Regions from separate parts of the Mus musculus genome. Here region 2 is linked to region 1. Evidence: chromatin loops called from intact Hi-C (ENCODE). Cell type or tissue: gastrocnemius. All regions are shown on one strand.

Region 1 (8,000 bases):
AAGCAAAACGCACTTCCTAGAGCTGTTGGTATAATTAAGAAAAATACCTGAAGGTCCATCACAGATGAGGGATTTTTGCTACAGCACTTGACACACTGTCAGCGTTGAGTTACACTCAGCTCCTTTCCTCCCAGTATGTAGCTCTGCTCTCCTGGGGGTGGGGGGTCATTTGAGTGCATGTTAGTATTTGACAGGCTGGGGCTGTGAGTTGAATGTTAAATAATGAGTTATTTGACAAACACTGACGCTGAAAAAGCATTCAGAGCTATGCAGGTCTGAGGGCACTGACCGCTGAGGTGGCTGGTGAGATGGCTCAGAAGATGAAGGTACTTATGGCCAAGCTACAGTCAAAGGACAGGTCCCACTCCCCTAAGTTCTTCACTGGTGTCCACATGTACCCACATGTACTCACATAGGAAATAGGTAAATGTAATTAAAAGAACCTTGGAAATTTTGCATGCGTGTGAGCCATTTTATTAATTATACAAATTACTTGTGATGAAGGCTGTGTCTTCATGGTTTATTTTTTTACAGACCCATAACAAGTCTTTATATTTTCTGTATACTAACTAATTGACTATTAATTAGCAATGGTTGCCTGTGTATTAATTTGTTTCCACCAACCCCATGTTCTACATGTTATGTTCATGGAAAGTGTTGGATCTGTTCTCTAGTTTATAGAAAGAGAGAAAATCCAGTTCTTAAGACTAAATTATTATAACCTATGAAACTATGCTTAGACTGTGTACTACTGGATAATCTCGTTTGTAGAGTAAAAATGTCAATTATAGACTCAAATTCCCTTTTCATGTGTGAATCTTCAAACTGGCAAAATTATTACAGCAGATAAGTATACATGCATAAATATAGTTGAGACCTCAGTCTGATAGACTTTGGGAAAGTATGGTGCTCCCACTAAGACTGAAGTTTGCAAATGTAATAGCTTTCCCACATTATAGTCCTACTTGTAAGTCACAATACAGACAATTTATGCACTGTGGCTATTCTTTCTGAGAAGTACTTGCTCTTGGAACAAGTGCTCACAGGAGATAAGACCCCATGACAGCTAGATGATAGAACAGGCAGGATATTCACTTAAGCTGTGGAAGGGTTAAATGGAAATAGAATCAGCTTCTTCAGTCAGGCTCAGCCTTGAAGGAGACATTATTTAAAGCTGAATGACCCTCTGGGTGTTGGTGCTTGCCTTTAATCACAGCACTTGGGAGTCAGATGCAGGCAGATCTCTTGAGTTCAAGGCTAGCCTGGTCTAAACAAGAAACAACTCCACAAAACTGAAAAACCCAAGCTTTGAGAAGTGTTTAAGAAGCAAACTCTTAAAAGTTATTACTAAGTTAATGTGTTATAGAGTTAGCTTTTTGGGTATTTTCAGTCTGGGGTTGGTTGACTGTGATCTAACACAACTATTGTAGTGCGAGCACTCACATATGAGTTGGTTTCCTCTCTCAGAACACGTCTTCCATCAATGATGCTACAAAAAGCTGTGCTTGAATAGGATAGGTTTGCACAATCTACCTGGAGCTCCAGAAGAAATACCAGTTTCCTGATTCTTTCTTTAGACCAATGGTTCTCCACATTCCTAATGTTGTAAACCTCATGTTGTGGTGACCCTAACTATAAAAGTATTATTATTATTATTATTATTATTATTATTTATTTATTTATTTATTTATTTTGGGGTTGTTTTTTTGTTTTCAAGACAGGGTTTCTCTGTAAAGCCCTGGCTGTCCTGGAACTCACTCTGTAGACCAGGCTGGCCTCGAACCATAAAATTGTTTTTGTTGGTACGTCTTAACTGTAAATTTGCTACTATTGTGAATCATAATGTAAATAATTTTGGAGCTAGAGGTTTGTTGAAGGAGTCGGAGGAGTCCAAGGCAGGTGAGTAGGTTACAGCTAAACTTTGCAGAATATGCAAAGTCATGGTGGTTACCTAAGTGCAGCTCCTGTCCTCCTCCCTTAGCATATTTCTTTGCAGGATTAAAAAAAAATCTAGGCAGTGGGACTAGAGAGATGGCTCATTGGTTAGAGTCCTCTCTGCTCTTCCAGAGGTTCTGAGTTCAATTCCCAGCAACCACATGGTAAATCAATCTCTCTCTCTCTCTCTCTCTCTCTCTCTCTCTCTCTCTCTCTCTCTCTCACACACACACACACACACACACACACAATCTAGGAGGAGTATAGTGTATTCAGGTAGTATCAGCAGTTGGAAGGATGAGGCAGGAGGATTATCAAGAGTCAGAAGCCAGCTTCGGTTACACAGCAAGATAAAAAAAAACAAAACAAAACAACCTTGTATAAAAGCAACAACACAACAAAAGCAAAACGGAGGAGAATCTAGGAATGCCCCTCCCCATCGCACCACTACACAGATGGGTATCCAGGGACTTCAGAGTCTGAAAAAAGGGAACCGAGATTTCCATGCCAACCTAGATTACACAGGGAAGTGCGGTCAAAAACAAATCGAGCACACAAAACCTAGGAGGTCAGGAGGAATAAAGCAAAATGCGGGTTTCATTTTGAAGATCATGAAGAGAGCATGGGAGAACTCAGCAGAAACTCTAAAAGTTTGTGGTAGTTTTCCAGAAAATTTATCTAGATGGACAAATTCCAGGACTTTTTTTTTTTTTTTTTTGACTACCCTGGTGTTCCAAGAGCCAAGCATATAATTACAAAAGCTATGTGAGTTATGTCAAAGGTAATCTGTAGAAAGGGTAAGAATCGGAATGGTTTGAGCCCTTTCCATGTTTGGATTGGAAAAACAAGTGCAACTTCCTAGGGCTGTTGGTATAATTAAGGAAAATACTAGAAGGTCCATCACACGAGTGGGAGGACTTCGCTGCCACTTGACACACTGTCAGCTTTGAGTTACACCCAGCTCCTTTCCTCCCAGACAGTAGCGCTTCTCTCCCGGAGGTGGATGGAGGTCATTTGATTGCATGTGAGTATTTGACCAGACACTGATTTTTAAAAAGCATTCAGAGCTATGCAAGTCTGAGGGCTTTCTTAATACAAACTTTTTCCTAGTGAAGGCTACAGAAAGAAAGGATAGGGAGAGAGGGAGGGAAGAAGAAAGGAAGAAAAGGAAAGAAGAAACGAGGAAAGGAGTGAAGAAGTGCCCCTTTCATTCTTTCTGAGGTAACGTCTTTTTAAAATATAAGATGAACTATATATATGTCTACACCTACTCCGCTAACACTTTTGTCTTTGAAGAGCAGAGGCAGGAAATTGTGTAGCTTTGTGAACACCTCTCCCTTTCAGCTAGAGACCAAATTACCCACTGTGTCTGATGTCACAGACAGTCCAGGGTGAAACTAAACTCTGTTGCTTTCTGCCTCCCATAAGCGCCTGAAAGGAGAGCCCCTTACAGCCTCCCGCCTTTGCTCCCGCAGCTTTCCCAACAAACCGGGGCAGGATGGGAGTGTCTTCTTGGCTCTGGAAATCAATCCTCCTACCTTGTCCTGAAGCCACCCGCCGCCCTTTCCCGGCCCTCCCTTCGCAGTGATTTTCCTGTCGGGGACTCCCAGCGAGAGCAAGCGGCTGGTGACCGCCCCGCCCTAAAGGTAGGAGCCAGAGAGCACGGCTACCGCCCCGGGGGTCTCTGAGCCCACCGGCAGCCACCGGGCAGCACTTTTCGGCAGGAACTTGGGGGCGGCGGCCACCGAGCATCTGGCGCCAGCAATAAGGAGGAGCTTCCCGCGGCGTAGCACACAGCCGCCGGGGGACCCAGAGTCCGGCGCTGAGAGCTGTAAGGGGAACGTTGGCGGTCTCAGCCTCCGGGCCACACTGCGCCTCGCTCCGCTCTGCTCCTTCGCCACATCGGGGGTAGGGGTGGAGGGAAGGGATCGCGTTCTTGTCACCCCGCTAGCTCAGGCTTCCGCTCGCCGCCTGCTCGGGACCCGATGCTGCAGACGCCACGGGACAGACAGAAGCGCGCTGCGGAGAGCCCTGTGCATGCCTCTGCGGTGGCCGAGCTCGGGCCTCGGCAGGTAACTCTGCGGCTGGCCACGCTGCGGGTCTGCTTAGCTGGGGGTGCGGGGAAGACTGCGTTCCCCGACCCAGCATGGGATTTGGGATGCTGCCCAGGCACTCCGATTCTGCAACCGCTGCGGAGTAGGGAAGGGGACTCTGCGCGCTCTCAGACCCTTCGTCCTCTGCTAAATCACCGGAGCGATGAGGGAACCTTGGGGCCCTGAGATCCTCCAGGCAGCAGGGTGTGCGGGGTGACCAGCCAGGAGCTCTCCTGTAGGGTCCCAGAGCTGCTAGGGAGAACCCAGAGAGAGTGGTGCTCCGGGGCGCTAGGACTCTGCTCTCCTGGATCGCCCCCAATCTATGCAGTGGGAGACCCACAGGAGAGCATGGTTCCTCGATCACCATTATTTCTGAAAGGGTCTGTAAGCGAGGAAGGGTGAATGAGCCTGGAAGGTTCTTTTTTACCTTACTGAGTTTTCCAAGAAATCTTTCTTGGTACAATAAAACTAAACCTAACAAAAAGCCGAGACAGTTTGTTTGGACTGAAGGGCAACGGTGAGAAAACTGCAGTTTTGGCTGCTGTGAATTTTTAAGAGAAGAGAGAAGAAACTTGCTATTTTGCGGTCGTTGCCTAGGGAGCTCTCGTGGGCTTAGCCCCTTCCTTGCGCACTGTTATTTTGATTTAAAAGAAAAATCTATAAAAAGCGATTTCTAGAAAATAAAGAAACTCCAAGTGCCTTTTAGGGATCCTTAGAGGAAGCCAGGAGAAGGGCAGCCAGGGTGTGAAGAATTGTGTTTAAAGGTGATGGGACAGGAAGGACATGGTAGGTGCTAGCCTATTAGAAACCACGTAGATTTCAAATTCAGGAGTCAAGTTTGTTTTTAAGAGAAACACCTTAATGCCATGAATAGTGGATGGTTTAGAAAATAGCAGGTCCTTAATGGCTCCAGTGCCCTGACGTGCCGACCTTCAGGCTTCTTCAGTATGCCCTCAGATGGCCATGCCTCCCTATTAGGCTACCCTGACGATTTGACTTTCCCGGTCTTCAAATCCAGAATTTCCTTCCAGCTTCTAACCACGGAGCTATCTTTTTATCGACATGGTGATGTGAAATATTTGGGAAGCTCTGATCAATCAAGGCTTTAAGTGTCACAAAAGATTGCTTTTGAAAGCAAGATCAGAAAAATAAATAAATAAATAAAAATAATAATAATGCCTTAGATAGTTAGTTTGACTTTGAATAAGGTTATCTGTTTCAGAGGCACCTTAGATAATGGCGATTTGGGATCAAGGGAACTTTTATGGAAAATGTCTGTATGATTCTGATCTGTTTTCCCAAAAGTTGTATTTTATGACACGGAGCAAGGTTGGCATGTGACAAAATAGTACACAGGGCATTCTATATGTCAGTCTTTATGGTTCCATACCATGGTGCCAGAAACAGGATTGTCTCAGTTTTTGTGGTGGCAGGAACTCTTTCCTGATGGCAACGCCACTCATTGTAGTCACCTCAAACTTGATCAAGAACTTGACTGCTGTACCCTCGGGCTAAGGAAAAGGTTCTCGGAGAGAAGTAATGAGGGTGAGAGAGAATAACAATCTGTTTTCTCCCACGTCTGAATTTCTTTTCTTGGTCACCCAAAGTAAGAGTTGCTGAACTATCTCTCCTTGCCACACTTTCTGGTCAGACACTAGGGGAGTTCCTTTTGTGGGAAGTTGAGAAAAAAAAAAAAAAAAAAAAGGAGGAGGAAAGCAATCAGCTCTTAGGAAGTTTTTCTCATCATGAATATTGAAAGCCAGTGTGAAAAGGTCCTGTTCTCCCCCATTCTCTCTCCTTCTCATACAAAGTACGTAGATGACATTGGTTTGTTTGTTTGTTTGTTTGTTTGTTTTTCAGTAGCAGGTAAAAACTCGAAAGACTATTCATTTATGTGCCTTTTATCCCATAAGAATGGAAGGATTTTTGTTTTCTTTTAACATGGTAAGAATTAAGGCCTCCAGATGAAATACAAGAAAGCTAGATATTTCCCCCAAAGCTAGAGGGTCATTCCTGACTTCCAGGTTGTGGAAGTAGGTCTAGAGTTGGTATGGAGAGGATGGGAGCTGCCCTGGGATGCAAGGCTACAGAGAAAAGTAGTTTCCAATGAATCCTGGGTGACTTGTTGCATAGCCATTCATAAGGTAGGGTATTATTCTTCATGGATAATAAATATAACTTAGTATGCCTGTCTAACAAGAGATGTTATTGAAGTTTGGAGAGGTGTATAGTGAAGAGACAGATAAAACAGAAAGACCCCATGTTCTAATAGAGTGTTGTGAGATTCGGAGTCAATAGCAAAGGTACAAGTGAAAAACATATTTCAGATGGGCTGGGTGTGGCATTGTAGGGATGATGCATTGTGGTGCCGACCCGATAAGATGTAAGCGGGGTGTACTGGCTGGTTTTGTGTGTCAACTTGACACGGGCTGGAGTTATCGCAGAGAAAGGAGCCTTCCTTGAGGAAATGCCTCCATGAGATCCAGCTGTAAGGCATTTTCTCTATTAGTGATCAAGGGGAGAGGGCCCATTGTGGGTGGGGCCATCCCTGGGCTAGAAATCCCAGGGGTTCTATAAGAAAGCAAGCTGAGCAAGCCAGTAAGTAACATCCCTCCGTGGCCTCTGCATCAGCTCCTGCTCCCTGACCTGCTTGAGTTCCAGTCCTGACTTCCTTTGGTGATAAACAGCAATATGGAAGTATAAGCTGAATAAACCCTTCCCTCCCCAACTGCTTCTTGATGTTGATGTTAGTGCAGGAATAGAAACCCTGACTAAGACAAGGGGGTACTGAGGAAAGCAGTCAACTTTCTCTGAAGTGGTGCAATGAGTGAGGTGTGATTGAGGGAAAAGCCAGTAAAGTAGAGAGCAGAAAGAAGGAGATTCCAGGAAGAGGAAACCAAAGATTCAGGGCCATGCGTGGATTTGGAGTGTTTGGGAAAAGAAAAGCCAGTCTAGGAATAGTGGATACTGTGTATCCACAGTCTGGATACTGTGTAGCCTTAGAAGAGTACAAAGCGTGGACTGGGAGACAGAGTCCAAGATACACAAGTGGGATGGACTTTGTGGTGCCATTAAACCTGGCACAGAGAATTAACGGGAGCAGCTGGACGCACTTAACTGGACCAGCCTTTACCCATCATGCCCCACACTGCACACAACTGCAGCTTCCGCTGGCTGACTCATTGGCAATCACCGAGTTTTTCCTTCATCCCAGCACAGGCGTATGTTATACGCAGGGGGCAGGGCACAGAGAACCTGCATGGTGTTCCTCCCAGCCTCTGGGGGAAACAAAAAACCAAACCTTCACATACTTACTTAATTTCACGTTTGCAACTCTGCTCCGGACTGAGTATCTCGTGTCTCTGTGCAACCTTTGGGTTGGCTGGAAACACGTGAAACCAGATACCAGAAATTAATTATCTATTCAAATTAAGTCATAGCTGTAAACAATAGCAAGGCCGCCGCAGCCGCGGAGAGAGGCACTGCTATACAAAGGCTGGGCCTCCCTGAGTTTGTTTCCTATCCTTTCTGTGGTTTGTCATCTGGGTTCATCTTGTCTCTGTTGTGGGAACGTAGTGTCTGTGGCAATTCCTTTTTCATTCTTCTCCAGACATTATCTTGGAAACGTGAGAGTAGTGCACAGATGTGGGTTTTTTTGTTTTTTTGTTTTTTTGTTTTTTCTGATTTAATAGTAGTACTGGTTTATTAGTAATGCTCAGACGTCCTGTCAACTTTCAATTATCCTTTGATCCCAGGAGGTCTCGTGTGACCTGCATGTTACTCTCTGGAAAAGACTGACCCAGATTTTAGAGAGAAAAATCGCCTTTGAGAGTCTTTGATATGTTCATTTCTCGTTACTTATCTACTAGCTGCTTACTTTGTTGTTGTTGGTTTTGTTTGTTTGTTTGTTTGTTTGTTTTCGAGACAGGGTTTTTCTGTATAGCTCTGGCTGTCCTGGAACTCACTTTGGAG
Region 2 (8,000 bases), 79 kb before region 1:
TAAAAGTGAGTACCACCACCACCCTGAATTTGTTTTGTTTTGTTGCTGTGTAGGATATTGGACCTATCATTCCCACGTGTCTTTGTTCTATTCTACAACATAATTCCACCATGTGCAGAACCTTGCCTCTGTCTTATTTCTCTGAATATTATGTTCAAGTTTACAAGTATTGATATTTTCTTTCTCATTCTTATTCAGCACATCTTTTTTAATGAAGGCATCACTGTGTTATTCTGTTTTTGGTAGGTAATTAGGTTTTTTTTTTTTTTTCCAAATTGAGATATTACAGAAAAGCTGCTATGTACACTCTTGCACACTTTTGATGGCCCTGTCCCTATGCCCTCATTTTCAGGGACTGTATTTCCAGATGGTAGGATTTCTAGGATGTTTAGTTTATGTCACTGAGAATCACACCTCCAAGACGGTTCTACTGTTTTATACTTCCATAAGCCGTAAAAGAGGTTTTCAGTTCCTTGCTAACCGTATGTTCATCCATACGGTTTTTGGTAAGTTTTAATCTAACTATAAATTTAAACATCTAAAAAGTTGTAAGATTTAATCTGGATGCCAAGAACTGATCTACACTTCCAACCCAAAACTCTTCTGTGAGAGGTAGCCTGTGACTCACAGCCCCTGTACAATAGAATACTATCTTAGCATACCAGCATCAGGCAAGGTCACTCTAAGATCATAATAAAATGAGAGAAATCCACACACCACTACCTTCTCTCCTGACTAGTACAAGTGCTACAAATATAACTTTCTCCTCCCTCTAGGTTGCTCTCTGTGTGAATAAGATAATAGTTGCTCACACCAGACACCACTAACCAATGGTGTTTTAGATCAAACCCACAATGACATAGCATCTCATGCCTGTTAGAATCTATGAGAGAGATAAAAATAATAAATGTTGGCAAGAATTCAAAGAGAAGAAACACTTACAAATTGTGGTTTGTGGGGAGTAGATGAAGTCCCAAGCAAATGTGTGTTGTTGGCATGAGTATGGTTATGTCAATGACCCCAGGGACTCAGACCCATAGTCATAGCAAAGCCTTCCCCTGGTCCAAGCCCAGATATTGACACTGTTTGTAGAAAGTATCAACAACTACAGCTTCTATGACTGTAGCCTGAGAATGCCCCCTACACAGACCCCTACCAAGGTTAGCTAACCACCTTCTCATTCAGTTGTATATAATAAACCTGACTCCTTGTTCGGTGATATGTAATAAATATCTTTCAGGCTGCTATTGCATCTCCATTAGAGCTCACTGACTAACCAATGGCAGCTTTTCTGTATATGTGTGTCATTTATCCATTCTCTATCACCCCAGTCAGGTCAATGCCCTGTAGGTTGTTGCATAAGGGACCAATGTGAAATAGCACAACAATTGTAGAAACCAGTATAAAGGTTTCTAGAAAAGTTGAAAACAAAACTACCATGTTAAGTGCGCAGTTCCACCATGAGGTTATATATCTAAAACATATGGAATAAGCATATCAAAGAGATACGTGCAAGCCCATACTTACTCCAGTACTATTTATAGCAACCAACTATGCCATCAACCATGGTGTTAATCAGTTGATGAGTAGATGAATAAGTGTGATATACATGCACAATGGACTATTGTCCACAAAACCTTATCACTGGTAGCAATGTGGATAGAACTAGAAGGCATTATGTTATGTAAACAGATAAGAAAGACACATGGCACATGTGCTCACTCATCCCTGGAGGCCAAGTGAGTAGAGTACATAGAGATACAGACTACAACGGGCTCACTGGAGTTTAAGGGATACTCCAGAGTGCTCACAGTGAAAGGATGGGCATGGGTACCAAAATACATTCAGAGGGGAGGAAGTGGCTCTCTTGTCCTAGGATAGTGGGAAAACTACATCCCACAATTACACATTTTGAAATAACTAGAGGAGAAGAGTTTAAAGGGCCCTAACATGATAATGATAATATTTGAGGAGACAGAAATACTAATTACAATCAGGTGGTGGTGGCTCACACCTAAATCCCAGCACTGCAGGAAAAGGCTGGTAGATCTCTAAGTTTAAGGCCAGTGTGGTCTACAGAGTGACTTACAGAACAGCCTCATCTACAGAGTGATTTTTTCAGGCCATCCAGGGCTAGTCCTAGAAACTCTTGTCTCAACAATAACAACAAACAAACACCAAATACTGGTTACCCTGTTTTAGCAATTACCTATTATATTAAATATATCAAAATACTATGTTATATACCTTATGGGTGAGTACAAATTTTATATGATAATTAAAATGGTATATGATAATTAAAATGGTATATGATAATTAAAATCATATATGATAATTAAAATGGTATATGATAATTAAAATTAAAATTCAGTTCAGTGTACAGTACCCAGTATCCAGAAAAAATAATGTCAGTTGAAAGCATGTATAACTTTCTTTGAAAGGATGCCAAATTATAGATTCTAACTTTTTTTTGCCAGTTTTCAATCCTGAGGCAAGTTCTACTCTCCAGCTCCACCCAGAAAACATTATTGTGTTAACAAGTTTAGCTGTCTTTACCTGCATGTCCCTACTGAGAGCTCACTTCCTTGCTGCAGAAATAACAAACACAAGTTATGTGCATCTCTGGTGGTCTTGGCTACAGGCAACTGACACCAGTTGCTAAGAATGTAAACTGCAGGGGGAAAGGCGGGGCACATTTCCATTTTTTAATACTGTCTTTCTAAAAGAGAAAAAGAGAAGCAGTGAATTTTTAGAATGATTCTAAGAAGAACAAAGCAAAGTCATGAATAAACAGTTTTATAAAGAAAAAAGAGGGTATAACAAACATAGCCAAGAAGTTGTTGTTGTTGTTGTTGTTGTGTTTGTTTGTTTGTTTGTTTGAAGGGATTGTTCTTGTTTTTGTTTTTTTCAAGACAGGTTTTCTCTGTGTAATCCTGGTTGTTCTGGAACTTCTTCTGTAGACCAGGCTGGCCACGAGCTCACAGAGATCTGCCTGCCTCTGCCTCCCGAGTGCTGGGACTAAAGGTGGGTGCTACCTCTACCCTGCTAACTTTTTTAAGGTTACGATGAAATTGTCACCTATGTTAGGAACATACATTTGAAACTTGACTGAAATAAATAACATTTAATAAGAAAAATAAAGAAATACATGAAACCCCAAAACAGAGTGAAAAACAAGATGGAAAAATCTCTATAATCTCTATAATCTATCCAGATAAACATTAGAATGGGGCCTCGCTGTGCTCCAGGGCTTCTTTGTCTGCTAAATCTGAGATTTTCCCTGCTGATAATGCATGCTGTGCTAAGCATCCCCCCCTCCTCCTGAACCCCAGCTTTTAATTCTTTACCTGGTAGAGAAACTAACCCAATCCTGGGCCCTAGATAGCAACACCCACCCATGGCTACTGAAGAGTCATTGTGGTCAGTCTTTGTTCTAGTTTCGTTCACTCTGTCGTTCATCCCTAGCCCTATCCTTTACTGAAAATAATGTTTTACTTTGTACGTAGCCTGTAACTTTATAATAGTAAATTAAATATGCTTAGCAGGGAGACCCATCCACGGGCATATTTTGCCACATTGCTTCCAGTCTATGCTCCAGTGTTATACAGGAACATTCAGTATTCATATGAGCAACAAGAATTGGTTCTATAACCATGTTCCAAGTCTGTCAGCGACAAAGTACCACAAGCTGGATGACTTAAACAACTGAAAGGTACTTTCCTACAGTTTCGGAGGCTGAGTCTAAGATCAAGGTATAGGCAAGATTGCCCCTTAGGAGTCTCTCCTTGACTCTTCATCTCTGTCTTCTCATGTCTTACTTGTCTGTGTGCACATGATTCTAGTGTCCCTCGTTGGCATACAAATGTTCAGTTTTTGCAGGACTCCAGCAAGACTGGATTGTGTAACCATCCTTCTTACAGACCCTCTTGCAAATGACACACCATTCTGGGGTATAGGTTGTTAAAACTGTAACATATGAATTTGGAAGGATGCAATATGGCAGATAAATACTACTATGGGAAAAATTATTGGAAGGAAGGAAGGAAGGAAGGAAGGAAGGAAGGGAGGGAGGGAGGGAGGGAGGGAAGGGAGGGAAGGAATAAAAAGGGAGGGAGGGAGGGAGGGAGGGAGGGAGGAAGGAAAGAAGGAAGGAAGGAAGGAAGGAAGGAAGGAAGGAAGGAAGGAAGGAAGGAAGGAAGGGAGGGAGGGAGGGAGGAAGGAAGGGAGGGAAAAAGGAAGTAAAAAGGAAGGAAGGGAGGGAGGGAGATATGAGAAGCTGCAAGCTAACTCACTGGTGTTCAGAGTAGAATTTGGCTACAGTTGTCTGAACAAAGGGAATTCTGTGGGTATCATGCAAATTTCTAATTATAAAAATCAGTCACTTGGATAAAATATCATAACTATACTTTTAATAAGCAAGACTCCATAGTGAGGGAGAAGCAAACGCAGTTGTCATACTGCGTTTCACTTTGTAGCCTTTATGTCAGCTCTGTCCTCGATGCTCAGCTTTAAAGATGCTCAGCGTTCACCCAGTCCATTTGCCAACAATTGCCTGACTTGAAGGACAGTTTAGATCGACTTAAAATCTTTGGCTCAAGCTCCGCTAGGCCTCAGATAGACGGTGTCCATTTCTGTTGATGCTGGCTTTGCCTGTGCCAGCTTGGCTCTCCTTTCCTGCAGGATGACACAGTGTTCTGGTTGCCTAGCTGTGACTAATGCAAACAAAATGACCTACTTTATTATTAATAGCTCTAGCTTATGTATTAATAGATAGCTACTGGCTCCTGTTACTAGTCTTGATGCTGATCATTCTAAGACAGTTTATTCACATTTTTTTTGGATGGACTGTTAGACATGGTCTTACTCCAAGAACATGGGCATAGTGACACATACCTTTAATTCCAGCACTTAGGAGGCAGAGGCAGGGAGATCTCTCTGCATTTGAGGCTAGCCTCACTAAATAGTGAGTTCCAGGATAGCCATTCCAGTGTTTGTTCTCCATTGTTTCATTCCTCCTCTGATGGTAGAGACTACCATTATTCCTATTTTGAAGTTTTTTCCCCCTTCAGTTTAAACTTTTCACTTACTCTGTTTTACAAATATTTTTGCTTCACTTTACTTTTCTTCACTTTTACCAGAAGAGAATGTGTGTCCCGTTGTGCTTCCTGTGGTTTCCCAATTTCCCTTGTGTACCTTACAATTTAGCTGCTGCTTGTGAAATAATTGTTTTCTCCATCTCTCCCATAACTTTTACAAGCAACCATTTTTGCATCCTGTTTTTCTGAGCATTGTCTCCTTTTAATTGGCCATCCTAATGGGAATTGGCCATGTTTCCTGAGGTCCTGTTTATATTTTCATTGTGTTCCTTCTTAGATTCTACTGTATCATTAAATTATTTATCTTTAATTCATGTTGGGATATTATGTTACACCCATCCTCTGTTCTGGAGAAATATTTCTCTAGTGTTAGTTGGCAGGGAACTTTGTCTTTTGTTTGTTTGGGTGTTTTAGCATAAGCATATTTTCATCCTATTCTTCTCTTGTGTATCTTTCTTTGTATGCCCTAATTATGCCGTTATTCTGATAATAATATTGAAATGAATTGATAGTTTTCTCAAGTAGGATGAGGCTGTACAAGGGGCCACTGCTCTCCCAGGTTCTCAATGCCAATCTAGAGCATATGCCACTTCCGGTGCCAAGCCTCATCATCCCAATTTCAGATCCCATTCACAAAACCTCCGATCTTCAGTTCTACATGTCTGTAGTTCTTTGCAGCACTCAGTGAAGAAGCCAGCTTCACCAACAGCACCAGTTCCCAATGGACACTCAAGTGTGCCTTTCGTTGAAAGGTGATGTTTCCTTGAATGTATCTTCTCCCACCGGAGATGTCCCCTTTTCCACCTCAGCTGCCTCTCTCTCCGGCCCCCTAGTGAGCTTCTACTCTTCAGTTACGGAGGCTCTCACTGGTACTAGGTCTCATTCTTTTGGGAACAACTGTTTACTCTTAGTTTCTGATATCTGTCCTTTTTTTTTTCTGATATTTATTCTCTTTTTTTCAATTTTTTTATTACATATTTTCTTCATTTACATTTCAGATGCTATCCCAAAAGTCCCCTATACCCTTCCCCTGCCCTGCTCCCCTACCCACCCACTCCTGCTTCTTGACCCTGGTGTTCCCCTGTACTGAGGCATATAAAGTTTGCAAGACCAAGGGACTCTCTTCCCAATGATGGCCAACTAGGCCAACTTCTGCTACATATCCAAAAACCCCACTGTGCATCTCATTCTGAGTTGTACTCATGGCCCTTTTGTGGCTTTCTGCAACCAAACTGCTGTATTTACTTACACCTACATACACACACACACACACACACACACACACACATGAGAGGGGCATAGGGAGAGAGACAGACAGACAGACTTGGAGAGGAGGAAAGAGGGAATGAGGGAAGCAGGGAGTTATAACACAGGCTACCCATAGGAAAGGAAACACAGGAGAGACAGCCTAGTATAACAGATAACATAAAGCACAAGCAATAAAATGTATGCTTCATAAATGGAGGATCCCTGTGAACCACAAAGCTATCCTGTGTTATGACCACAAAGTTATCCTTCAGAGATAATTTCTGGAGGTGGCAGCAGACAAAGCTGCTGGCATGAGTTGTGCACATAAATACAAAGAGGCAAGTCTTAGAGACTAAGATGGAGACAGAGAAGACAAGAAGAAGCCAGGTGAGCTTGTGGCTCCAGAAAGGAAGCACCACATAAATTATCACACCATGCATGCCTTAGCAGGGCTTATTTTCCTAGCTCCTACAGAAAAGTCATTGAAAAGCTAAGCCGTATATACTGGGAAATTAAATAGTAACTATAAACATAGGAGGGAGGGAAGAAAAGGAGGGAGAGAAAGAGGTGGAGGAAGAGAGACTAATCGCCATGCCCTGTGAGCAGGTATAATCATCAGATAAAAGGGGGGAAACTGAGCATTTTGCTTCTTTCCACAACTATAGTTATAGCTGAGGCAGGGGTGTGTGGCTTCGCTATTTGTAGGAATTTCTTGTAGGGATTGGGAAAATAATCCTTGCTAAAAATGCTTGGCTTTCCTTATTTTCCTTATTTTTCTCTTTCTTTTCTGGAACCACAAAATCCACTGGTTTGTTCTAGTCTCCATGTTTTACAAGGATGTCATTTTCATACAACAGATACAAACTATAAGCATATATTTTAATTAAGCCTTTCCTACATATGTATAGGACAATCTGTTCTAGATTTATTTTGTATTCCTCTATAACTGAAAGAAAACATTTAAAACTTGGGAACTAGTATGGGTGAATATGTTTTGGTGCTCTGTAGGGACAGACCTGAAACTAAAACTATTACAATGTAATCTGCCCCTGTTAGACTGAAATTTCCTATTATCAAAATACCACCAGGTTGTAGCATAAAGGCTTGCTAATTCTCACAGATATAATTGATGTGATAATCACTGTGTTTATCTTAATCCTAAAATATACAAGAGCAATATAGTATAATGTCATAGGTAGAAAACAAGTCGCTTCCTCTCCAGTAGAAAGACAGGGCATCAAGTAGAGAGATGGAGTTGCCATTCCACAGTTAAAAACTCTGACCCTGAATTGTTTCTGTCTAAAAGAACTGCAGGGACAAAAATGAAGAAGAGACTCTGGGAAAGGAGATTCAGTGACTAGCCCAAATTAGGATCTAGCTCAATGGGAGGCTTGCAGACCTGACAATATTACTGATGCTATGGTGGGCTTACAAACAGGAGCCTAGCTTAGCTGCCCTCTGAGAGGACAAACAACTAAAAAAGTCAAATGCAGATACTTACACCCAACCAATGGACAGAAGCCGGGGACCCCTGTGATTGAATTAGAAAAAAACTGGAAGAAGCTAGGGAGGAAAGTGACCCCATAGGAAGACCAGTAGTCTCAACTAACCTGAACCCTCAAGATCTCTCAGACAGTGAGCCACCAACCTGGCAGC

What was found. Peaks named below come from ENCODE experiments on the same cell type or tissue, not always from the same donor. Only the 100,000 strongest peaks of a DNase experiment are listed, where the experiment ranks them.
Region 2: a loop joins it to region 1, with 3 times the contacts of the local background. A loop is called at or near these places in 4 of 42 quality-filtered maps.

Annotation. Positions count from the first base shown.
Region 1 is chr16:58,519,083-58,527,082 of GRCm38, reverse strand. St3gal6 (ST3 beta-galactoside alpha-2,3-sialyltransferase 6) reads left to right here and starts at 3,657. Exons shown (of 11, transcript NM_018784.3): 1 at 3,657-4,007. In gastrocnemius, a CTCF peak has its summit at 3,718; a DNase peak (open chromatin) is centred at 3,829; H3K4me3 peaks cover 5,430 bases; H3K27ac peaks cover 5,761 bases.
Region 2 is chr16:58,597,696-58,605,695 of GRCm38, reverse strand. No RefSeq gene overlaps it. Among named protein-coding and RNA genes, the nearest start is that of Ftdc1, 15 kb to the left of the region's middle. In gastrocnemius, no CTCF peak of the experiment used is centred here; no DNase peak of the experiment used is centred here; H3K27ac peaks cover 1,871 bases.